3 separate regions of the Mus musculus genome follow, and regions 2 and 3 are each linked to region 1. A link is a loop called in an ENCODE intact Hi-C map of the cell type or tissue named here. Cell type or tissue: heart. All regions are shown on one strand. Region 1 has its middle 120 kb from the start of Gm52244. Region 2 holds the start of App (amyloid beta (A4) precursor protein). Region 3 holds the start of Cyyr1 (cysteine and tyrosine-rich protein 1).

Evidence for each region. Hi-C counts contacts between places; a loop is a spot of excess contacts. Peaks named below come from ENCODE experiments on the same cell type or tissue, not always from the same donor. Only the 100,000 strongest peaks of a DNase experiment are listed, where the experiment ranks them.
Region 2: it touches region 1 in a loop (3-fold over the local background); 11 of 42 quality-filtered maps call a loop at or near these places.
Region 3: it touches region 1 in a loop (2.8-fold over the local background); 3 of 42 quality-filtered maps call a loop at or near these places.

Annotation. Positions count from the first base shown.
Region 1 is chr16:85,675,154-85,683,153 of GRCm38, forward strand. No RefSeq gene overlaps it. Among named protein-coding and RNA genes, the nearest start is that of Gm52244, 120 kb to the left of the region's middle. In heart, CTCF peaks have their summits at 2,064 (motif pointing right) and 3,236 (motif pointing left); no DNase peak of the experiment used is centred here.
Region 2 is chr16:85,168,055-85,176,054 of GRCm38, forward strand. App (amyloid beta (A4) precursor protein) reads right to left here and starts at 5,653. Exons shown (of 18, transcript NM_001198823.1): 1 at 5,448-5,653. The coding sequence starts at 5,504. In heart, CTCF peaks have their summits at 4,097 and 4,951; DNase peaks (open chromatin) are centred at 4,117, 4,537, 5,087 and 5,767; H3K4me3 peaks cover 3,392 bases; H3K27ac peaks cover 2,684 bases.
Region 3 is chr16:85,545,451-85,553,450 of GRCm38, forward strand. Cyyr1 (cysteine and tyrosine-rich protein 1) reads right to left here and starts at 4,923. Exons shown (of 4, transcript NM_144853.3): 1 at 4,586-4,923. The coding sequence starts at 4,658. It also overlaps the pseudogene Gm2541. In heart, no CTCF peak of the experiment used is centred here; DNase peaks (open chromatin) are centred at 1,271 and 4,841; H3K4me3 peaks cover 1,875 bases; H3K27ac peaks cover 2,010 bases.

The DNA of each region.
Region 1 (8,000 bases):
TGGAAATTAAAATTGCCCCCAAAGAACTATTTTCTAAACAGGTCCACAACCTCATTTACTATCAACCTTTCTTTTCCCCTACCTCTGGTGGGTGATGGGATAGAAGAGACATTGATGTATTTAAGAACCATAATTAAAATAGGTTTTGAAAAATATAAAACTTTCCACTCTGCTGATTTTGTAGCCTCCACATCCAGGAGAAGACACCACTCTGGCAGGTCCTGTAGTAGTAGTGGCGGTAGCGCTGGGTACCAGTTGGGGTTGCTCTTGGCTGCTGTTTCTGGAGCGCTTACCTGGGCTTGTTTCTTTTTGCTTCAGCTCTTTCCCTTGCTTTTTATACTGCCATTTCTCATTCCCAAGTTCTTACTAAGTCAGCTGTTATCATCTGCCATATCACCCCCAAAGAAAATCCAATTTGCTGCCTTCGTAAACAATATTGATGTTTCATAAGAACTTATGATTTAGAAGGTAGATAAAATGAATCCATTTCTTCATTTTGATGATAGCTCTACACACTTGCCTTCTATTTCGATGCAAATATTAAACTCTTAAACTTGCTTAATGTATTCTTTTAAAAGTAACCTTATTCAGAAATATTAAGTAAAATGAACCATTTTGAATGCCCTAAGTTCTCAATACTGGAAGGATTGTTATTGCCAAGGAAGGAAAAAGCAGTAAGCAGTAACTGAGGTGAAATGATATGGAAAAATCAAGTGGGCTTCATTTATGTCTGTTATTTGATTTGTATTTGTAGAATTACTCTGATATTTAGTGTGTATGTGCATATATTCTCTCTCTCTCTCTCTCTCTCTCTCTCTCTCTCTCTCTCTCTCTCTCTCGTGTGTGTGTGTGTGTGTGTGTGTGTGTGTGTGTGTTTGGGGAAACTGTGGAGAAGACAGATTTATTCCTTACTTTGTGAGGAATTCTTGGCTAGATTATGTCTTATAGGCTTCTTGGCTGGCAAGCGTGGGGTACCTATGTGGATAACCGTATGGGTCTGTGTGTCTCAGAGACATCTTTAGAGAAGGAAGTCAGTAAAGTGGTGCTAAATCGCTTTGAGAATTGATATAATGCATTGTTATGAAACTCTGATTTTGTCAGATTTTTCCTTTTGTCTTAGATTCTTCTTAGCCAAACACCTAGGATGATGGAAGGGTGGTGAACTGTGGTCTCTATGGAGATATGTTGATATCTGTCTCTTTGTCCCTGAGACAGTAACCTTTGGGAATAGGGTATTCACATATACAATCACGCGAGAACAAGAACACTATATATACTTAATTTTGGTGATCCTTATAAGAGGGAAAACCATGTGAAAACAGAAATGTAGATAGAGTGGCATCGTGCACACAGGCATGACAGGAATGATGTAGCTGCATGCCAGAGGACAGAGGAGTGACAGTCCCCCAGAGCTGGCAGAGGCCAGGCACCAAGGGATTGGGATTATGTAGACATTTTGATTCTTCACTGTGTCTTTGGGCTCCATCTGGAGCTTTAAGCCACCATGTTCATGGTGCTTCTTCCCTGCAACCCGAAAAACTAATTCAGAGAGCTGAAGTCAAACATGAGAAGGGAAAAGACTTGTTTGTGTGCTCTTGTTTTCCACTGTTCTCCTGGGGTTGAGAAGGGCATTTCTCCCATGGTGCCAACAACCTGGAGACTGACTTTGCAAAGCTTTTTAGGACCTGCCAGGGCTCCATCAGGGAGCTCCGAGAAAATGACACCACCATTATATGATTTTAAAGCTATAAAAGATGAGCGTATTAAAGACCCAAGTCTTCGAAATGTTCCTTTCCGTGCGATTATGATACAGCAAGGAAGGCGGTGCTGGTGATAAAGTGGGCTGTTTGTTCTACAAAGGCCTTGTGGAAAACACATGTAAACTCAAGCGCTGTCGGCACATTCTTCTCCCACAAACTGTCTTTTCTGTTAGATGCCTATGGTTCCATCTGTCACACAGGAAATGGCTATCTGTTTTACCGGACCCATTGGATGAGATCGAGGCTAGCGTTCCTGGGGGTTACTTGGGAACCAGTGCTACAACGATCTGATATAGCTTTGAGCACTAGGTGGCATCAGAGAACCTGCACGTGCCCTGGTCTTCAGAGCTTGGAAAGTCCTGGCTGGTTTCATGAGCTCTTCTTCCTTTGCTTTCCTTTTGCCTCCACCTCATTGCGAAGCAGACACTTTGTGGTCTGATGCTCTACGTAGCTGTAGCTAAGGCTGCCAATTCCCAGAGAATCCCAGTTCTCCTGAAGGGCAAGATGAAAGCAGAGATATGTAAGTGCTATGTTTGGGAGATGGGAAGATGTCTCATCTTCAACAGGCTTTTTGAGAAGGGTTACTCCTCGCTTTCCCTGACCCTTCTTGCAAAGCCTGTTGAAGATGAAATGCGCTCTTCCTGGGACATTCTTGATAGTAATAGTGATTAGATTTCGTCAGGAGATAGCCAATATGATTGGCTGCATCTTGCAAATTGTGGTCCCCGGAGCCAGTGTTCTGTGTTCCCGGGACTGGGAACTACATTTGAGGTTATTACGATCTTCCTGTAACTGAGCGCTGACCCACATTGTCAGCGCTGCCGTTACTTTTTGTGGAAACACACACTTCTTCCTAATCATCTCTCCTCATGTGTGGGAGACTAGTCAGCCGGTGCTCATCGCATTGAGATTGCTCAGCGTACATTATCATTTGTTTTCAAGTCATCAGCATCAGCACGGGTCCAACATAGACCTTTTTTTATAAACCTTTGGTTGGGAAGTTGTTTTCTGCTTTGTGTAAACTACAATTTAAAAACATTATTTAAGCGAATGAAGTCATCACGAGACTGAGTTTGAGTTTCCAAAAAATTGTGAAAACATAGGCCCAAGGAGACATATGAATTCTGCTTTTTAGCAGTCAAGTGGAGTACAATAGGAAAAATCTAGACTTCCTGCTTCATTTGCAGCTGCCGCATTTCACATGTTGGTGTATTTCAAAATGTAGGCTTACATAAATCTTTTGTTTGGTGCATTAAATAGTCTAGGATCACAGTTTGGCCATTAAGTTGTTTTTTAAAATGAAGCTCATGTTTTAAAAAGTCACACTCAACTATACTTTGGTAGATTTTACTTACAATTAATATTTTTTAAAGAAACATAATATTCTCTTATATTCCATCCTTTCTCAAATAGTAAGAATGTTTGAATAAAAATAAAGTATCAGTTTTAGTGGTAGCTGATTGTGGGTTAAAAGTGCCATCTAGTGGTTACACAAGGAAGTTCATTTAACTTATAAATGATAGTGTAAATTTCTCCTTTTCACTTCCATACCAGAAAGCAGTACAGTTGTCAGTTGGTGAAATTATCCATCATCTGGATATGGATCCACCAAGACAGCATGCTACAGGGTTTGATGAAGCTATACTTTGTACTATGCTGGACTCAGCAAATGTCATGAAACCATCTGGTTAAATACAATGTAGATGTACAAGACAGGAGGCCAACGGATTTCCCTCTTGCTCATAAACTTTTCCTGAGGGTTTTTTTTTCATGATTGATTAATATATTAAAACCAAACTCCTGTGCAAATAGTAAACAAAAACAGATCTCTCTGTCTCTGTGTCTATCTCTCTATCTCCCTGTCTCTGTCTCTCTGTCTCTGTGTGTGTGTGTGTGTGTGTGTGTGTGTGTGTGTATGTGTGTGTGTGTAGAGATGTGCTTGAATACAGGAAAACAACTCATTTAACTGTTCCTTCAGAGGCTCCTTCCTCATGATCACTTGTCATGATAAATGCAGAAAGGAGGCTCCATCAACCCCTCGGGAGAGATCTTCAGCCTCTGGCTAAGAGCCATGAATGAACCAATGGCAGAATTCCAATCTCACTCAATTTCTCTTGAGCCAGTCATTGGGATGTGTCAAGGTTTCTTCCAGCAGGTTCCCCCTTGCCTTCTTCCCTTCTCTCTCTCTCTCTCTCTCTCTCTCTCTCTCTCTAAGGACAGGCCATCTCTGTATCCTTCTCTCTCTCTCTCTCCCTAAGGACAGGCCATCTCTGTATCCTTCTCTCTCTCTGAGAACAGCCCACCTTGCTGTATAAAACCTGCAGACATAAAACCCAGAATAACATTCAGTCCTAGGGAATGCTTGTGTCAAAGTGATTCCTGTTTCCATTTCTCACTTTATTGTTTTCTGACAACAACTCAAGGTTGAGGTGCCTGGTTCCTTAGCACCTGTGTATCAAAAACTTATGGCTGAGGCTTGGAGGGAAGACTTAGGACATTCTCTCACCTCTCCTCTCTCTTTATGAAGGTCCCAAGAATGTTGCTGGGAGTCTCTGTCTTTGCAAAGACATTACTGAGGCCAGTTTAAGATCTGGAGTACAGGAAGGTAAAGAAGCGCTTTTGACTAACTCTGATTGCTCACTGGCAATGTTGTTAAATAGGTGTCCTATTTAAAAAGCACAGGAGTGGGAAAATTATCAAAGTGGGTAGGCTGAGTAGAAGATTACAGATGAAATGAACTGTGATTTTAAAAAAAACATTACGGTATGAGGCTGGAATGTTTCTCAGTTCATAGGGAACTTGCCCAGCATGGATGAGATCTGGTTCTGTCTCTAGAACCACACAGTCTATTATGGCTCAGGCCTGTAATCCCAGCCCATGGGAGCTAGTTACAGAAGAATCACAGGTTTGAAGCCATCGTTAGTTACCCAGGGATTTCGAGTGGCCATTCTGGGCCACGAGAGTTTCTGTCTCAAAAACAAACAAAACTGCAGTGATTTCTGAGCTTTAAACTTGTCTCTTAGTTATATGTTAAGTACTTTTCAAAGCCACTGCTTGCTTGCTTGCTTTCTTCCTTTCTCTCTTCCTTTCTCTCTCTCTCTCTTTCTTTCTCTCTTTCTTTCTTTCTTTCTTTCTTTCTTTCTTTCTTTCTTTCTTTCTTTCTTCCTTCCTTCCTTCCTTCCTTCCTTCCTTTCTTCCTTTGTTTTTTAAATAAGAATCCCGGTCACACTAACAAGGCCACTGATGGGCAAACAGAGTATGAAACTGGGGCAAAGGGTCGCCACAAACACAGTCATTGTCACAAAGCTGAAATACAGCAGAGGAAGATTGGAATCCAGAATTCTTCTCCCATGAGTTGTCCTGTACTTGGACTCAACATTACTCTAGATTTTGTGATCACAAAGGAAAAGCAGAGTTGCTACACACATTTCAACAAATATCTGAGGCTGGTATGTGTCAGGTCCCATGATGCTCCCAGAGGACAGAGATGGGTAAGTTGGTCCCAGATGTTAATTTTCTCATGAGTGCTTTTCTGACCTTGAACCATGCTGTGAGAAACCTCCGGCTCCATACCCTTCGCCTACCACGCAGTCCCAGCCAACGGGTGTCTAGACAGCACCTACCATCCAGATGCTGCCTGGTGAGCCATGAGGTCACACCACGGGGCAGCTTAGCAGCACTCAGCCTGCTGTGTTGGCAACAGCTCAGGCTTGCTAATTGGGACAGGTGCACAGTGTGATGACAGCAGACCACCCACAGAGTTGTGACACAGCCAGCAAAGGCAAGAGGAACAGAAAGGGAGAAGCAAGGAAACCTGATCTGCAGGCTGGGCGATGATGATTGCCAGAGAAGATTTCGTAGGCAGAGACCCTCGGAGGACGGACGCCTGAGAAGAAAGAGTGACGGTTTTTAGATGGGGATGTTCTTATCTTTAGAGCAAGTGATAGAGGCACAGGAAATGAATCTTTGGAAATATATACAACCACAAGCCTGCTGAAGGATATCATTTGCATATGTGTGTTATCTCTCTCTCTCTCTCTCTCTCTCTCTCTCTCTCTCTCTCTCTCTCATTAATCATAATGTAAGCAATAGATGTTTCCAAAAAGTGTAACAATATTGTTTTGGGGAAGCCTCCTTAATATTGACATTTCAAATAGCTAGATAAGAATTAGTGGTAAAATTAAAGAGCATTTCAATAACTAGTTAAGTGGTGCTTAGCAAAAATGTGAGATAAACCCTCTTAGACACATGTAGAAGTTCTTTAGCTGTCCTTAGATCTTAGCACTATAGGCAAAACTGATCTAATATTGTAAACAGTGGCAGAAAGAATAAGACAAAAATCCCAAGAGTTAAAACAGGGAAAATTATTCAGTCATGGTCAGAGTTTCAGTGAAACAGTGTTCTATTTTTCTTGGGAACTAATGGATCATAATTTGTGCCAAAATGTTTAGCAACTGGTGGGATAGCTAGTATTGATGGCCAGTCAGCTTGACAGGACTCAGAACTGCTGCAGACACAAATCACTGGACACCTTGGTGAGGGAGTTTCTAGACTGAGTTGACTGAGGTGGGCAGACCCACCCTGAGTTTAGGCTGGGGTCCCAGACAGACTCTCCTTTCTGTCCACCACCTCACTCCCGTGACACCCAGGCGAACATAAACCTTTCCTCCATTCAGATGAATCCAGTCTGAGGCTTGATCATAGCAATGAGAAAAGTCACAGCTACACTAGTATTCAATTAAATGCTATAAATGTGTATGTGTGTGTAACGTGCACTTCTGGTAATGTCTGTTAGGCTTTAAGTGAGATTTTAAAATGATGGACATAGAAACACATTGAAATGGTATGCCAGTTATGAAAATGCTGTATTCCTTTACATTATTATGCTAGCTAGGAGTCAACAATATTTATTATCTACATCTTTGCAACTTGGCAACTCAATCTCAAGTGGAGAATTAGATGCTCATTCGCATTTTCTTCCCTCTCAAAAGTTATCAGCCAATCAGAGTTACTTAGAACATGTTACCTAGTCACCTTCTTTTATTGTGGAAGCTTGTACTTGACAATGTACTTGTTATCACAAAAATTCCTAACAGCTACACGGTCTGCCTGGTATGTTGCTGGAATGAAATTTAGATAATATTCATGAGGCCTTTATTATAGACACTTTAGAAATGTTTCATCGTAATTAGCAAAGCTAAAATGATTTCTTAATTCTCTGAATATGTAGGTCTTAATGGTGAAAACCTGAGAGCTCTTTGGTATCTGTTATAATATTAACACTTACATTTGACATGGAAAAAAGAAGTAAAAATTATTTGTCAGTGTATATATTCTGTGTGTGTGTGTGTGTGTGTGTGTGTGTGTGTGTGAGAGAGAGAGAGAGAGAGAGAGAGTGTGTGTGTGTGTGTGAGTGTGTGAAGTTGGGGAAAGGGAGGAGACAGGGATAGAGAGGGAGAGATATGTTCCACATAGATACTCAATCCTATTTTTTCCGAATGTTACCTGTGACAAAGGAGGTTTTCAGGTATGAATAAGTTAAGGTTTTTTATGTGGAAGGGTATTTTGAGCAATTCTGATGGACTGAGTATAATGTCAAGGATCTTTAAAAGACCCCGAGTGAAAACAGGCAGTCAGAAGTTCGTGGAAGGAGGCAAGGCTGTGGCAATGTGAGAGCAGACACCAGCTAAGGAATGCGGGCGCTCACTGAAAGGTGAAGATGGCAACGAAGCAAATTCCTCCCCAGAACCTTCTAGAAGAACCAGCCCTGGGATGGAGTTTGAACTTTTGATCCTTAGTGCAGCAAGAAGTAAATTTTCATTCTTTTACCTCACAGAATTATCACCATTTGTTCCAGCAGCTAAGGAAACCCACCCATATTCATTCAAGCTGAATTCACAGCAAATTTGGGGAAATTCCTATTTTATCTGTAAGGAGCTCATCCATGCTGGTGTATGGTTTCCACAAAAGACAAACAAGCATAGGTTCTCCCCAGGGACGCTGTTGGCTGACTCTTGCACCATTAGTACTGTTCAGAATCCATCTGGAACTGCTTTTCATGTGGGAAGGGAAGGGTTGTTTATTTGGGGTCACATCTTGGCATAAAAGAACCTGGACACAAGCAGTTGCTTAATTTTCAGTGGTAACGAAGGCAATGGCTAACAGCAGTGCAGCCCAGGGTTCACTGCACTGAACAGGGTGGAATAAAAGTCTTTCACGGCCCTGGCACATGTCTTTTTT
Region 2 (8,000 bases), 510 kb before region 1:
CCAATCTGATAAAGGCAATTCTCACTTGAGGGTCCCTCTTCCCAGGTGACTTTAGTCTCTGTCAAGTTAACAAAAAGTAATCAAAACAGATCCCCATCTCAAAAAATAAAAACAGTTTCCATATAAATAAATGTAAATAAAATATCTTCTTTACCCAGTACTGAAGCTAGGACTGAATGTATGTGAACCCAAGTTCCCCGTAATCTCTTTTATAGCTATTTCTTGATGAATGCTTTCTTTAAAACTAGTAGCAAAAAAAAACAAAAAACAAACAAACAAACAAACAAAACCTCATTTTAAATAAATTACTACAGCAGTCATTCTAATCCAGCATTCTTGGGAGCATTTCCTGTCCCAAAGATGGTACCAGTCAAACCTCCTAGGTAGAACAATCTGAAGAAAAGAAAATTCACCCAACATTTTTTTTCATAATAAATATTCGTCTCTCTCAAAAGCAATCCATGTTAAGGAAAGAGCTATGTAACATCTCTCCTGGAATAATACCTCCATGGGCAAACTGTGACTGAAATATAATATGTATAGTTGCTTATCCTTGCTACTCATCCAGGGAGCATGCTCACTCCCCCACCTTAGCCTGTCCTCTTTCCCACGCACTCATGAGGGTAGGTCACGGAAGGTAAGATGCAGGAGGTTACAGCACTCAGGAGCTCTTGCATCAGACAGTATTGATTATCACTCTGCACTCCACGGTTTGTATCTAGGATCCCACTATGAGAAGGAAAAGATGTCACAGTTGCATCAAGAAACAAACAAGAACAGAAAGAAAAAAAAAATAATAACCAGGTTAGGGCTTGGGAGCTGAGCGTGCTGGCTGCCTGCCAGGCCTTCACAAACGCAGGTGTGTGCTCTGTGAGGCAAGTTTCCCAAAAGGCCACAAGGTCATCTAGCCCAGGGGGTGGAATGTGACTGCAGTCCTGGCTACAGAGAGGTAATGTCAAGCCACAGCAGCCTTAAGGAGAGATGACGAGGCTGCAAACAGACCCGAGCTTTCCTCTGCCCTCCTCCCTGTTTTCCTGCACAGCTACTAGCTTCCATGCCATTACTTGGCTCGTTTGGTTTCAGAACAGCTTGATGAATCCTGAATGTGGTTCAAATTGGTCCATCTGTAACTGCCCTCAAAAATCACAGTTTCTATTTTAAAATTGCCCGGAGAATTTTTTGTTTTTTTCTTCCCTTAATGCCAATGTCCAGGCCTTGCTTCCGGGATTCTCTTTCTGATGTACTGGGTGGAACTCTGACAACACTCTGGAACTTTTCTGCTTCTGGTTTTGTTTTCATCTTCATGATTCCTTGGGATGGGGATGTAGTGCAGCAGGCATTTGTCCATCATGCCTAAGTCTCCATATGAAATCCCAACATCACATACACAAACACAGGAAGGAAGGGAGAGAGGGGGGAAGGAAGGGAGGGAGGGAGGGAGGGAGGGAGGAAGGCAGAGACACTCTGTGACCCTGATGTGTAAAGGAGGATGACAACTCTTGGCTAACGTTCCTTATGGAAGCACTTTGAAAATTTGCTTCTCCCTTCCCTCCTGGAAGTTTGCATGGTGGGTGAAGCTTTTTGTCCTTACCTCCCCTGGTCAAGATGGTGCTAGGGATACTTCCCAGGCTGCTTTCAGCCTTGGTCTCCTTCTTCCAGTTCTTCACCCAGCTCCAGAGTCTGGCCTACACCTGCCACAGTTTCTGTTTATTTCCTGTCTTGCCTGGATGAGTGGACGCTCCATAAGCTTCCACTTATGGGGGTTTACATAAAGGTGATCAGAGCTGAGAGACACGATTTGGCCTAAAAATCAATCAATCAAATTGTCCCAAATGAACAGACGAGGCCATGAATCAAATGGAACTCCACACTTGTTCTCGCCTTCATTATGTAAAACCTTATCTGTGCCTGGCTGGAAATCGAGAGCAGGGAAGACAGATAAGACAAAGGCCTTGCATGTAGGCTCTAGTGTCTGTGCGTGAGCAAATACAATCCATGCAAATACTTAACCTCCATTCACAGACCCAGGACACAAACCTGGCTGGAGACTTTCACCCAGGAAACATCCCAGGATTATCGTGTTCTCTTGTTCCTTTACTCTTTTTAATTCTAGGTCTTTATCCTGCTACACTTTCTGAGTACCCCACTTTCTGTGTCCTTTCTTTTTTTTCTTTGCCTAATCTGTACTTTCTTTTTTGGTACGCAACACTCCTATTTTATAATTATGTGCATGCTTTATTCACCCTGCATACTTCTGTACCCAGTGTGGGAGAAGGCAATAAAATATATACAGTCAAGTAAACATGAGCTTGATATTTAAAGTATGTTTGTGCAGGTCCATCTTGACATAAAAGGCAGAGATTAGAAAAGAAATGTATTAGTCAAAGATGCCCTGTAAATCCCACGACAACACCTCTGCAAAAATAACGCATAATATTTTATTAAGCACCTTCTTCACGTCTATATGCAGGATGACTGACAGATAATCTTTAACACAGAGATATAGAAAATTGGCGTGTCATAAACAGTAAACTAAAAACTTAAAAACCTTAGCCGTAAAAGTAACTTCACCTTCCTTCAAACCAGTAGCCCATTGATCCTATTTTTCTCCTATTTAATCTTAAATCTTGAATTTTCCAGTTTAGTTTTGTGATCCTGTATATACCTTTTCATTTCCTCGGTTCCATCTTTTAATTGCTTGCAGCCTTACAAGTGTAATGAGGGACGCTATCCCTTGGGGGTGATAAGAAAGAAGCATTTATAGTCTGCCAGTATCATGGCTTCCCACTGACAAGCAGTAACCGGTGACTCCCGATGGATCCCTGTCAAAAAAAGAATGTCAGCTTCGCTGTTCTATGAGTAGGCTTCTACCATCAGAGAGGCACTACCGGGCAGCAGTCGCAGACAGTGAAGGAGCCACCACTACCGAGGCAAGTTGATAGTTATCAGCTCTATACAAGCAAACAAGATGAGTCCATCACGGTTTGCTAAACGCATGCCTCTGTTCAACATACCAGGAAAATAAAACCAAACCAGGAAATGCCGACGCCCTGGAAGACGAGGCCCCAGCATCAGTACCCTGGAGGCCCCAGCATCAGCACCCTCGAGACCCCAGCATCAGTACCCTCATGGCCCCATCATCAGCACCCTCCATCACACGGGTTCTTTTTGCAGAGCCACCTGCAGCAGACGGATTTTCTGTGATTTACAAAACGCAGCCAACTCATAATTCTGTGGCTTCAGTGGACGCAGAACTGCAAAGTGTGTCAAACCTCATCAGGATGAATTACCTATCCTTCCAGTGACTCACCAAAGGCACGAATGTAGTGCTCCCAGTAACCCTTTAAAGGTGATGATAACTGCAGGAGCATCTCCAAATGTTCGGCAGAAAAAGGATATGCAATCGCACAAGCCAAAACATAAATCCAGTTCATCTTGGCCTACACTGTGACTCTTTTTATACAAGTTAAAAAAAATGCTCAAGAAAAGTAAAATGCTCCAAAAATTAAAGTTATTCCTTTAATTACTTAGTCGTGTTTCTGCACAGCAAAACAATTAGAAAAACCGAATGACTATACAATTAAATTCTTAGGTCGTCAGAGAAATCAGAATTCCCTTGATTAAATGGCTTTGAAAAAAAAAAATGGAACACTAAATTCTTAAGACTCTTCGAAGACCTGTTTTAACCAGTCTGAGGTGACTTACAGATTCTGAAGCCACTTGTGGGTTAAAAAAAAAAAAAAAATTCAGAGGGGCTAAAAGTTCAATGACCTTGTAAATTAAGAGCTAAAAAAAATTAAATAAATAAAAACTCATACTAGTGTGATAGCCTAGCCAATCCCCACAAAATTGCAGGAAAACACTCGCCCGGAAATTGCTTTTTGGGAAAATTCCTATGAGGTAGAGGGGAAAGAGGAGGACGACGAGGAAGGGCTATTAGCAAATGCTTAGATGGTGAAGAGGGTACAAATGAAGAGAAATAAAACCAGCTGCCACGCAAACAACTTCCAGGCATCTCTGGATAAAAAGGAAAACAAGCCTTGTGCTGCATGCTGGAGAGTTGGATGAATGGGGAAGACTTGTTATACACCTAGTGGTGGGTGGATTTCACAGGCTGCAGCCTCCACACAGCTTTTCTTTGCTGCACTGCAGAGGCGCCATCTTCTCCGTCTTAATCTTCACCCTATTCAATCCTTTTATCTGCACCCCTTTTTTTTTTTTTTTAAAAAAAAAAGGAACCCTGAGGACCCTCCCCAGCATCCTGTGTCCCCCCCAGGGTGACTAAGCTAGAGTTCCCAAATCTGCCCCATAGGAGGCCGCACCTTAATCAGACAAACGCCTCCTTTGATGCCCTGGAGCCTCAGCCTCCCCACCACCAGGCACTGCCCTTCCCAGACGCACGCCTCACTCCCGGCTCGCTCTCTCTCTCTCTCTCTCTCTCTCTCTCTCTCTCTCTCTCTCTCTCTCTCTCTCTCTCTCTCTCAGGACTTTGCAGTCCCTCACAGGATTGCCAGTAGGTGGTGGTGATGCGGGGGTGGGAGACCGCGGGGCCCTAGCAGCACCTCTAGGCCCTCGGGGGCAGACGCGCAGCTCGGGGAAAGGAACGGCGGTGGCGCACCAACTACCAGGGCTCCGCCACCGCGCCCTGGACGGCGAGGGCGGGGTGTCGCGGCTTTTGTTCCCGGGGACCTTCTCAGACTCAGGGAGAAACTGGAGGTGCACTGAAGAGTCCTGGACGTCCAGGTTGAGGGACGGTGCCGGGTGGCCGCACTTTCCGATCCCTCCCATCACTTGGAACTTACACAAAAGGGAGACACGAAAATGCACAAAGTTTGCAAAAGGAAGGCGGCGGTGCGCGACCCCGCACCGACTCGGGAGAGGGTCGCTGCGCAGGCAGCCGCCGCCCGCGGCCGCCAGGAGCAAAGCCCAGCTTCGCAGTCAAGACAGGCGGGGGTGGGAAGGGAGTGTGAGCCAGGCGCTCCCCAGCATCCAGAGCTGCCCCCATTCCAACCCAGGACCCCAAGGAAGGGGAAGGGCGGCGATTTCCTCGCAGGGCACTGAATCCTGAGACGCTACGCTTTCGGTTTTCCACACGTGTCCCTTCCCCCTCGAACTGGGTGTCTCTCGCATCCCGGAGTCCAGCTCTCAACGCAGGGAGGAGTCAGGGTCTGCGTTCAGGCTCGTCCCCTCGCCTTCCAGCCCTAGGCTGGCACGGATATGGGGACCCCAGCGCCCTAACCCATTCCCTCTTCATCGCTCGGGCAGCGCGTCCCCGGGCAGGGTTGGGCCAGAGCCGCCGAAGCGCAGGGCGCCCGCAGGCGGGGGCGGCGAGGAGCGGTCTACCCGTGACAGCCCCCCACGTCTCGAGATTCAAGCTCCTCGGTGGGGAGGATCGCGTCCTCCCGGCGCCCGCCTCCCCAGTCTCGTTCCCAAGGCGCGGCACCCACCTCCAGAGCCCGAACCGTCCAGGCGGCCAGCAGGAGCAGTGCCAAGCTGGGCAGCATCGTGATCCTGCGTGGGCCACCGAGTGCTCCGTGTGCGAGTGGAAGATCCGCCGCGCCCTGGCTGTGTCCGCGCCGCCGCCGCCGTCTCCGGTGGCCCCGCGCTCGCTCTGCTCCCGGTGCTCTCGCCTCCCGCCGCCGAGGAAACTGACAGAGCTGGAGCGAGGCGGCGGGGCTCGCAGCCGGCAGAGTCAGCTGATCCCGCCCACCCGGCTCGCCACCCGACAGAGACCCCTAGCGGAGCCTCGGGGAGCTGCGCCCGAGCGCAGCGGGAGGCGACCCAGAGCCCACAGGTGCGGCGTCTTGGGCTAAGGGGAGCCGCGCTCCCGATGGGGTCTGGGAACCAAGTTGGGGAGTGATCTGGGTCAGGGAGAGGACCCCGCAATCGGGAGAAGGTGAACCGTAGGACGTTAAGGTTCCAGGGAAGTCGGGAGCGCTCTCGGCTCGTCCCCGCGCGAGCTTGAGTCACCCGACCCCGCAGGCCTCTCCCAAATGTGGTTGAGGAGCTAAGGCTGCGATGCGTGCATTTTTATCCGCAGTTCGTTCTCTCTATTTGGAGAGGTGGAGCGAGGCCGAGAACATTAGCAAAAGAAACAGGATTTTTTTTTTTTCTATTTTCTTTTTCTTTTGGTAGGAGGTCACCCTTCACGCCACTGCAATCTGGAATTTTTGTCTTTAGAATGTACCAGAGAAGGGCACAGGATGCAGAATGACCCATTTTTCTCCGTGTTTGGAGATGGGAAGTGGGTTTTTAAATGTATTATCATTGCATATTTGCTTGACGTGGATAATTTCAGAGAAGGGGACCGGCATCTGGGATTGAAGGAGGCAGGGAGGTAAAAATCTAAGATGGGGAAGAGATCAAAGTTAGGCCAGAAAAGATACCGAGTGATGGCTCTTTTTCCTCCACCTCCATCACCCAGGACTTCTTCCTGGAACTCTGCTCTCGATTTTTTTTTTTTTTTTTTTTTTTGGATCTGCCCTTATCCAGTGAAATGAACCTCCGTAAAACCATTTTCTCCTAGATTAAACACAAACTTCCCAGTGTTAAAATTACATTAGACCCATCCAGACATGCTCCCACTACCACCACCCTCCCGACCTAATGTGGCTTCAGACGCCAAGCTTTTGGCTCTCCCTAGGCTAGTGGAAGGAGATGAAGGTAATACCAAATGCATTCCTGGCTTCTGAGGCCACAGCCTTTTCCTTTACCTGATGTGTTTGCTGCTTAATTTTTTAATAACTTGACATGAGCTCTGGTCATCTGGGAAGGGGGAACCTAAATTGAGAGACATGCCTCCATTAGACTGACATGCAGGCAAACCTGTGGGGCATATTCTTTCTTATTAGTTGATGTGGGAGACCAGCCCTGAGCAGGTGGTCCTGGCTTGTGTAAGGAAGCAGGCTGAAGAAGCCAGGAGGGAAAAAAACAACAAGCAGTTTCTGCCACTGCCCAGTTCCTGCTTCAGGTTCCTGCCCTGTGTTCCTGCTCTGAGTTCCCTTCGCGTTAGACTGTGATCAGAACGCGTGAGGCTAATAAGCCCTGTCCTCGAGTTGCTTAGGATCGTGATTTTTTTATAACTCTGCAATAGAAAGCAACCTAGAAGGCCCGCTCTTTCTTTCCCACAGCAAGGAATCCAATCCCCTGTAAGTGTGGTGGGAGGATAGGTCTCCACCTCTTCCTTTCTGAGAAGTCAGCACTCATCTATCAACATGCCTACATACCACCTGCCCAACTCTACAGATACCTTTTTGTATTTGTCCTGAATGTCTGTCCTCTGAAGGTCCTCAACAAATAACAACAAATATTTGCTAAGTAACGTTTGCTTTGATTACATATGGCATTCATTTCCTACAGAAGCCAAGGAAAGGATAGGGAGGTAGCTCAGTCAATAAAGTACTTACTATCTAAACACGAGGACCTGAGTTCCACCCCTGGAAGCCACATAAAAATGTCAGCCATGCTAGCACCTGCTTAGGAGGGAGAGAGAGACAGACAGACTCTTGGGTAAGGTAAGCCAGGAAAGAGATCCTATCTCCAAAAAAAAAAAAAAAAAAGTGGAAAGCTTCAGCATCCAGAGCATCACCTAAGGATGACTTACAACAAGCATGCACATGCGCGCGCACACACACACATAGGCATGTACATACATGCACACATACACATATACACATACACACACAGACATACACACATATATACATACAGACATACAGACAAGCATACTCTTACACATACACACACATATCTATACTTCAAACACACTACATTTACACACACAGACATATACATACATACATACATACACATATATACATATATTTACTGACATACATACAAACAGACATACACACAGACAGACATACACACAGACACACTTACTCTTACATACATACACATATATACATATATTTACCGACATACATACAAACAGACATACACACAGACAGACATACACACAGACACACTTACTCTTACACACACACACATATACACAG
Region 3 (8,000 bases), 130 kb before region 1:
ATTACAGAATTGACTCTGCATACTGTTGCTCTACTAGGCTTAGAAGGCAATGAGCTGGTGAGAGAAAATGTCCATATAAATAACTTGTAAATTGACAGTTTACCTGATATCATACTGAGGAATCAATAAACAACGTGAAGCAGGGAATTTCTGATTAAAAGGATGTGTTGGACCCGTCATGACCATGCTGCTTTTCAGTATGTAATTTTCAACAAGAGAATTTATACAAAAATATTTAATAAGACTCACACTGACCTTAAACAACTCTTTGCTCTTCCTAATGATTTATTTTTACATAAATACAGTACAGTATTTATTTTTACAGTATACGGTTACTACTGAGCTCTAAGAAGCAGTATAAACTAGTGTATGTGGTTCAGGTACATATTTAAAAAGCATTCTACCCCTGCAATATACATTCTGTACCCGAGAACTTCAAAATGAGCCACTTCCAGCTCAACTCCTGAAAGTAATGGGGATTGTATGCTATAAATTATATGAAGTTTTTATTCCTAACAGAGCTAAGATATTGAAAGTACAAGATATTATATTTATGGACACATGTTATTTTATTGCTTTTTGTTTTTTAAAGCAAACCTTCGTGAGCTTATAAACCAGGTCTTCCTAAGACGCGATCCAAATAGAGCAGAGGCCGTCTGACTTTGTTAATTAATATGGTTCTCGTGGAACAAGTGAGAAAGGTCATATTTTCTTTCTCTTCATCTTATTTCTGTATCACAGATAAACAAAATGAACTTTAAAAATTTCCACTTGACTGGAGAGGGAAATTATTTTTGTTATTCTACTTAAATCCACACGAGAAATGTGATCGATCATATAGCTCCAAGAAAGAAGCTACAACACCAACAACAGTATTTTCAAGAAAATACATCACTGTTTGTTTGTCTGGTTGGTGTAGCCCAGGCTGGACTGGATATCTGAATGCTGAAGATGTCCTTTAACCCCAGATCTCTTGACTTTACCCTCTGCACATTGAGGTATATGGCACCTCTTCCAGCTAGGGCACCGAAATTGTTTAGGCTTCCTATGCTGTTAGTGTCCTTTGTGAATTCCTTCAGCTTGATTTTTGTTGTTGTTGTTGTTCAATCGATTCAGGTATCTAGACAAGTCAGCTCTCTGCAGAGCTTAGCAGGGCTATGCTGCTGTTTTGTTCTTAATAGCTATCGAGATCATGAAGTGAAGATCCCATTACTCCTGGTGCTGGCTGGGAGCCCTGACTTCCAATTAAGCTTCCCAGGAACTGAATGATTCAACTGCCCCATTGCACTCCTTACTGTTACTACTGACATGAGGACACCGTGTTATCAAAACACTGAGAGTCAGCTTTACAGGAAACCAAGCCCTAACGTTTCTAGCCACGAAGCAGGGTAATTCCTGCAGCAAACATCCACGTTACACACAGTTCATTGTTTTTATGGTATTTTCTAGCACTGCTGTCTGCTTCCCAGAATTGACGAATGTCCTCACAATCAAAGCCCTTCCTTCAACCAGACCCCCAAGCTAACGGTGCTATCATAGTCAATTTTTCTCATATGAGAATAATCTGGTGGAGATCACAGTGCATACCATATTGGGCTGTTTTTCCTTTGTGAAACAATGGAACAGTCTAGTTGCCCTTGAAAAATAATAAACAACTATTCCTAATATCCAAATTAATATCCCTGAAAACGAAGTCAGACTGTCTTCAAGTACTTTTTCATGAAAGGTGTGATCTGGAAGGTTCCCCCAGCATCCTGCCCACCCAACTTCAGGAGTGTGGAGTACAGGAGCACAGGATAGCTCTATCTGGCTTGAATCCCTTGCTTAGAAATGGCTTCTGCTAGCTATAGCCGAAGCTGAGAGGAAGAAAAGAAGGGTCTGAGACCCCGAAGGTAAAACCTTGATCGAATCCTGTCTTTGTAGCCTGCAGTGGGAGTTGTACAATAATGTAAAACTTCATTTGGATCTCCTTCCAAAAGTTACTAAAAAAAAACAAAACAAAACGCCCTAAAAACCAAAAGCCAAAACCAAAAAGACACAAAAAACCCCCCAATGTATTAAGCCTAGAAGAAATTACTATTTGTTTAACTTTGCTGAACCAAACAGAACATGAATGTATTACATTTGTTTTGTGCAATATAACTAGGCCATGGTCAATGTATCCACTTAAGAGATTTTCTGTGTTGTGAAATCACTTATTAGAATTCACTTATTAGAGTGTCCGGGCGTTTAACCACAACACGTGTGTCCATCATGTCTCAGTTCCAACCAAACTGAGCTATCCATTGCTGAGATTACCCATTTTACCACGCAGCATATGTGAATTCTATATCCTAAAGTTTTCTTGGTCCAGGGCTTTCCTAGTTTCTAAATGTCTCGGTCTTGCTTGCTTTCCTCATTCAGATTTCGTAAGTTATTGCCTGAATTTGGCTGAGCTCTTCTGTGGTCTAGTAGCCTTGCTCGCCTGGGAGGTTCTCTTGGTGACCATAATAAGCATCTCCCATGGGGACTTACTCTCTTGAAATAGCAATATGGCCCCCTTCTTTGATAACACGGTACAAGATTGTACCTGTGCCATGATGCATGCTTTCCCACATTAAACTGATCTATGAGCTCACCTTACCATCCACCGAAAACTCTCTGCTCCAGCATCAAATAAAGGTGGTAACCTTAAAAGAGCCTCTGAAATAGGAGGTTCGGGAATTTTCACCAGAGAACTCAACATTTCTCAAATGAGCCAGCAAGCCACCCTAGTGCTGGGCTTGCAACTCCTCTGTAGCTGATTAAATAGAAGCCTAGGGAAAGCAAAAACTACCTATAGAAACCATTTCACTAGCCACCACCCATTGGTCCATTGATGAGGTTCCCTGAACACTGGAAGAGCTGTGCGTGAAGATCAGAGAAAGGGAAAGGGGCAAGAGCAGCCTTGCAGCCTACCATGAAGAGACCCAGAACAAAGAAGCCGTGGCCCCATGAAGATCCTGAGTCAAGGCAACAGCATCACCCGCTGCATCATTTGCTTCTTGCTATTTCTTTGTGTGTGTGTGTGTGTGTGTGTGTGTGTGTTACTTTGATAAGCTGAAGTGGTGGGGAGAATCATCATTGTTTTCAAGAAACTAGCAGTGAGATGTTGATTCAAACTGACCAAGAGGACCATGGATACTTAGTGCCTCCGACAGAAACACTGAGCACAATCTAAACAGCAGAAATGCTACAATCACTAGAATTGGAATAATTGTCACCAAGAAAGAAGTACTCTTTCTACTTGTATTAATTTTTATATTAGAAAGTCAGCATTTCCCCTATATCATCTTTAATATGATAACTTTTAGATACCAATTTGCTTTTTAAAATATTTTAAGGACAGGGTCTCCTGTGGGGTAGGGTGTGGTCTTAAACTAACCATACAGCTAACCTTGACCTGGAACTTCTGACTTTCCTGCCTCTGCCTCCCCAGTGCTGGGCTTACACGTGGGCCTCCCACAGCTGCTTAATGCAGTGCAGGGGACTGAACCCAAGCCTTTTTGTTTGTTTATGTTAGGTAAGTACTTGCCTAACAGTGCTCAACCCCAGGCCCTCGTCTGAATCTTAATAGATTAAAATTTTCAGCCAGCAAGGACTTCTTTCTGTCAGATCAGGGTAATGGATTTGATTATCTTGATACAATGGTGAAATTCAATTCTTTTGCTGTAAGGAGGGAGGCTGAAGGACATCTTCCTTTCAGTTGGAGTGTCTTGTCTTGGCAAGTGAGGGGAGCTGAACAGCTCGGCCTACGCCTAGGTCAGCCTGTGATTCATTGTCTTAGAAAGTTAGAAACACAAGATGCTTTAAGCTTGTACTGTCTGTGAACACGAGGATGCAAGGAGCGCACATGTAATTAAATTTATACTTGAGTAAGCCCTGAAAGGCCACATAAGGCTCTCTATCAAGCTTAGAACAAGGAAAGCACTCTGCTTCATTAATTATCAGCAATTGCCACTACGAATAATTATAAGGAGGGAAACGAGAGGCCTTTCACAAACAGGTGCTTAATCACATTTAAAAAAGAAAAGCATATTTGCCTGGCGAAATCCTATTTCGCCCAGACCGTATAGCTCAGAGCCTACAGTTGTTCAGTCGATTTTGTGGAGCTTCTAAAACAAAAACAAACAAACAAACAAACAAAATACGGGACATGTCTAAAGTAACTGACTTCTAAAAGAGGGGAAAATGGACTATTCCAGATGTCAGTAGCCTGCGATAAATGTAAGAGTCACTAATGCGTTTATTTTGAATAACTTCACCTTTATGTTTCAAGTATTTTAAAGAGTCTCTGGCGGCCCTAGACCAAAGTTCATTTAAATCCTGGCCGTGTCTTTACACTTTTACACTAGCCGGGTTAAATCCCCTTAAATGCGAGCTTTTGAGTTGCTTTACAAACAAAAAAGAAAGCAAACCAGCAAATTAGTAATGTTAAAGGAGAGATGGTGTTTGAGATTGCGGCTGTCTGGTGTTGCCTCCTAGGGGAATCGCCACCCTTTTACATTCCTGCGTTGGCCCCACGCCCCTGGCTGGACCCTCTGTCCCTGTTCCCACTGCCACTGACCTGCATAAACAAAGAGCAGGATCAACTTCGGAAGCAGGACCCCTGGACGCCGGGGCAGCCTCAGCGCGTCCATCCAAGCCGGTGGCCCCAAGCTGCTCTCTAGGACAGAGACCGGTAGACCTGGGAGCGACTGGAGTGAACCCCAGCAGCGATGCGGAGGATACAGGGCGGTCAGGAGAACAGGGATGTGGTCCTGAGAGCAGGGTCCAAAGCCGCCCTGGCCATGACCCCAGCCTTGGCGAATCCGGCCGGCTGCAGGGCAGCTGGGCGCTGGTGGTCCTAGCCCGGGTGAGCTGCCGCAGGGGCTTTATGTTCTGCCCAAAGGTGCTGTGCCCTGGCAAGCAAACGGCAGCTTCTCTGGCGTCCTTGGCCACCCAGGTTCAGGTTTCATCTATGAGGGTGGCACCAAAGTCGGATGGGGGTGGGGAGGTGACGGACTCCTCCCCACTTCGCTGAGTTTTCCTCTATAGAATGGCAGGGTGCTTGGCTCCAGCAGGAAGGAACTTCTGAGTTGTTTGGCTTTTGCTACAGTTTAGCCTACCCCCTGGTTCCACAGGTCTATTGTCCTCTCTGGGCCACAACACTCCCCATCCCTTTTTCTTCTTCTTTTTTTTCTTTCTCTTATTTTATTTATTTAGTTTTCGAAGGAATAGATGGAGGCTTTGGTTTCCTGTCTAAACAAATGAAGATGGGAGTTTCCAGATTTAAAAGGAACGAAGAATATGTAACTATACAAACTAGACGGAAAAGCTTTTCTCACCAGAAAGCTGGTAAAATGTCTATTTATCACACACTTGAAGCGTTTCAAGCAAATTCAGGGAAAACGAATGAAACAAGAGGTGTCTGGCCACTGCTACTGCTCTGGAGTTACTGTCCTATGCAATTAGATAAGAGAAAGAAAATACAATTATAAAATTTTGAATTTAAATATTAGCAAGTAACTTGTACAATTGTATAGAAAAATCAATCAAGGCAGAAACTCTTTTCTAAATCAATTTTTTTCTTTGTAAATGGAAATGCTCAATTCTATGCAGAAAGGAAAACAGAGAAAAAAAATAAAAGAAAATATTTCTCTTCACTAAGAAAAGCCAGTAAAATAATGTGTTTTCCTCGATTATTCTGCAAATTTGAGGATAAATTAGATCTTAATAGGACTGCCAACCTGAAGCTTTGCAGGTAAATTGGCTTCCAAAGTTCATACAGAAAGTGAGTGTGTAAGGACAGGAGATTTTTACAGCCAACTCACTACACTTTTAAAAGATTAAATTGAATGGAAGACATTACCTGTAAGTATAAAACCAAGTAACTAGAAATACTGCTTTTAGGAAGCAATACGCACTTTAAAAGCTAAATGTATCTGCACCTTAATTTAGTCTATCATCTTGGAAAAATGTTTCCCAGTGGATGAGAGCCATAGACCATAGGCTGGGAATATATAGAATCCCTAACTAGATTTACTGCCTGAGGAAGAGCCTGTCATCCACTGCTCCAAGAGAAGCCTGACCGGTTCCCACTCTCACCTCCAGCTAAACACAGTGAAGTTTTAGTGTCATCATTCAAATCTATCCCACTCTGGAAAAACATTTTCACATGTTTATTTCATTTAAGGCAGGGATGCTGTGTGCACATGTAGAGGCCAGAGGACAGCTTTCTTTTTCTTCTCCTATGTGGATCTCAGAGAACAAACCCAGCTGGTCTGGGTGTTCAGCAAGCCTTCTGGGTGCTGAGCCATCTATTCTGATTTTATCCTGTTTTTCTGTCTGACTTTAGACCTTTATAGTTGTCATTAGAAGTAGGTCCCCTGCCCAGAAATACCTGCCCCACTAATAATTTCCTTTTTCCCTGCTTCCAGTTATAACATCTGCAGTGCTATTATTATTATTGTCCTACAGTTTAAAACATGGTGTTAAGCTTCTTTTTTTTTTTTTTTTTGACGTTTACATTTTATTTACGTCAGTAGCACTAAAATACATTCCTCCTTGAGGGTCACATTTTCACAACACACATTAACACCAATCCATACTCCATAAGTGCCCACACCACCTCCCACCAAAACCAAGCAAACTCAGCAAACACTTTGTGGTCACTTCCTCAAAACCCGGGTGGGTCCTGTCCCGGCTCCTAGCTACGGCAGTGCCCAGAACTCACAACGCTTCCCTTCCCCTTTCCACACCGCGGACCCATCTCAAGCTCACCAACACTGTTCATCGTGTGCTCATTGCCAAGGGGACAAAGTTCGAACAATAGATCCTCATGGCCAAAAGGAAGTGACACTGCCAAGAGACACGTGCAGCCCAGAAGTGAGGTGGCATCAGAATTCCCTGGTGCTCGATGTAAACCACAGGTTAGGTGACAGCGCGGCATGGACTATGGGGTCGAAGCTTGTGAAGGGGCCCTTATGAGCTTCTTGCTTCCTAGCTGATTATTCTGCACGCGCCTCTGTGTGCTGTGTGTTTGTGTTAATAGCCAGTAGCACACTGACCTATCATTACTAGAAATGGTATTGCTAAGCAAAACCTTTTGACTGAAAAAGGACAAATATTTCTCCAAGAAGAAAAGATGAGGTTTCCCAAAAACTAAACTATATTTGGTGTCAATTTTTGACCACCTGGAGAAGATTAAAAGTTGAACAATAAATAAGGAAAGACTCTATCTGAAGTGACTCCTGATAGCCTTAAGTGTTGCCAGAGTACCCTGAATCAAAAGCATCCTGACACCCATGGCTCAAGGCACAGCTTACTTTACCTCTAAGTTCCGCTGTACTTAAAACTGCGCACTGTACCACCGCCAGGAGGTAGTCTATCATCAACACATACCTAGCTCCCTACTGGACCCTATGGACTCCTACAACTACAAATACCTCAGAGCTCAAAGCAGGGCTTGGGCTGCTGAAAAGAATGAGGCAGACCCTTACAACTCGAGGAAAAAGCTATGGATTTAGTGCTGGGAAAAATCAGAGTTACAAGGCTCAGGCTGTGTCACAAACTTATACCAGCTACCCGGGATTGTTGCCTCTGTCTCCAACACCCTTGGATCCTACCGATCCGTGGGCACACGTCCATAATCCTGCTAAGCCAAGTGACCCTGGGCGACATTTAAAGGATGCCGCTGCCATGCACATGCGCAACACACACACACACACACACACACATACACATACACACACAGTGGCTGCCGCGGCTGCCGCCAAGTCCAGCCTAATGGTTCCCTTTGGTCGACTTCTTCTTCTTCAAGTCCTCTTTCTGCTTCTGCTTCTTCCTCTTGCCACCTTCTTTGAGCCCTGCTGAGGTCATAGGGGCATCCCAGTTGCCAGGAACCCGCTGCCTGTCCTGCTCGTCATCTTCCCAGTTGCTTTTAGACCCAAGTTTGGCCGTTGGGGCAGGCCTGGGTGGCTTCTGTGGGCGGGTGCTGACAG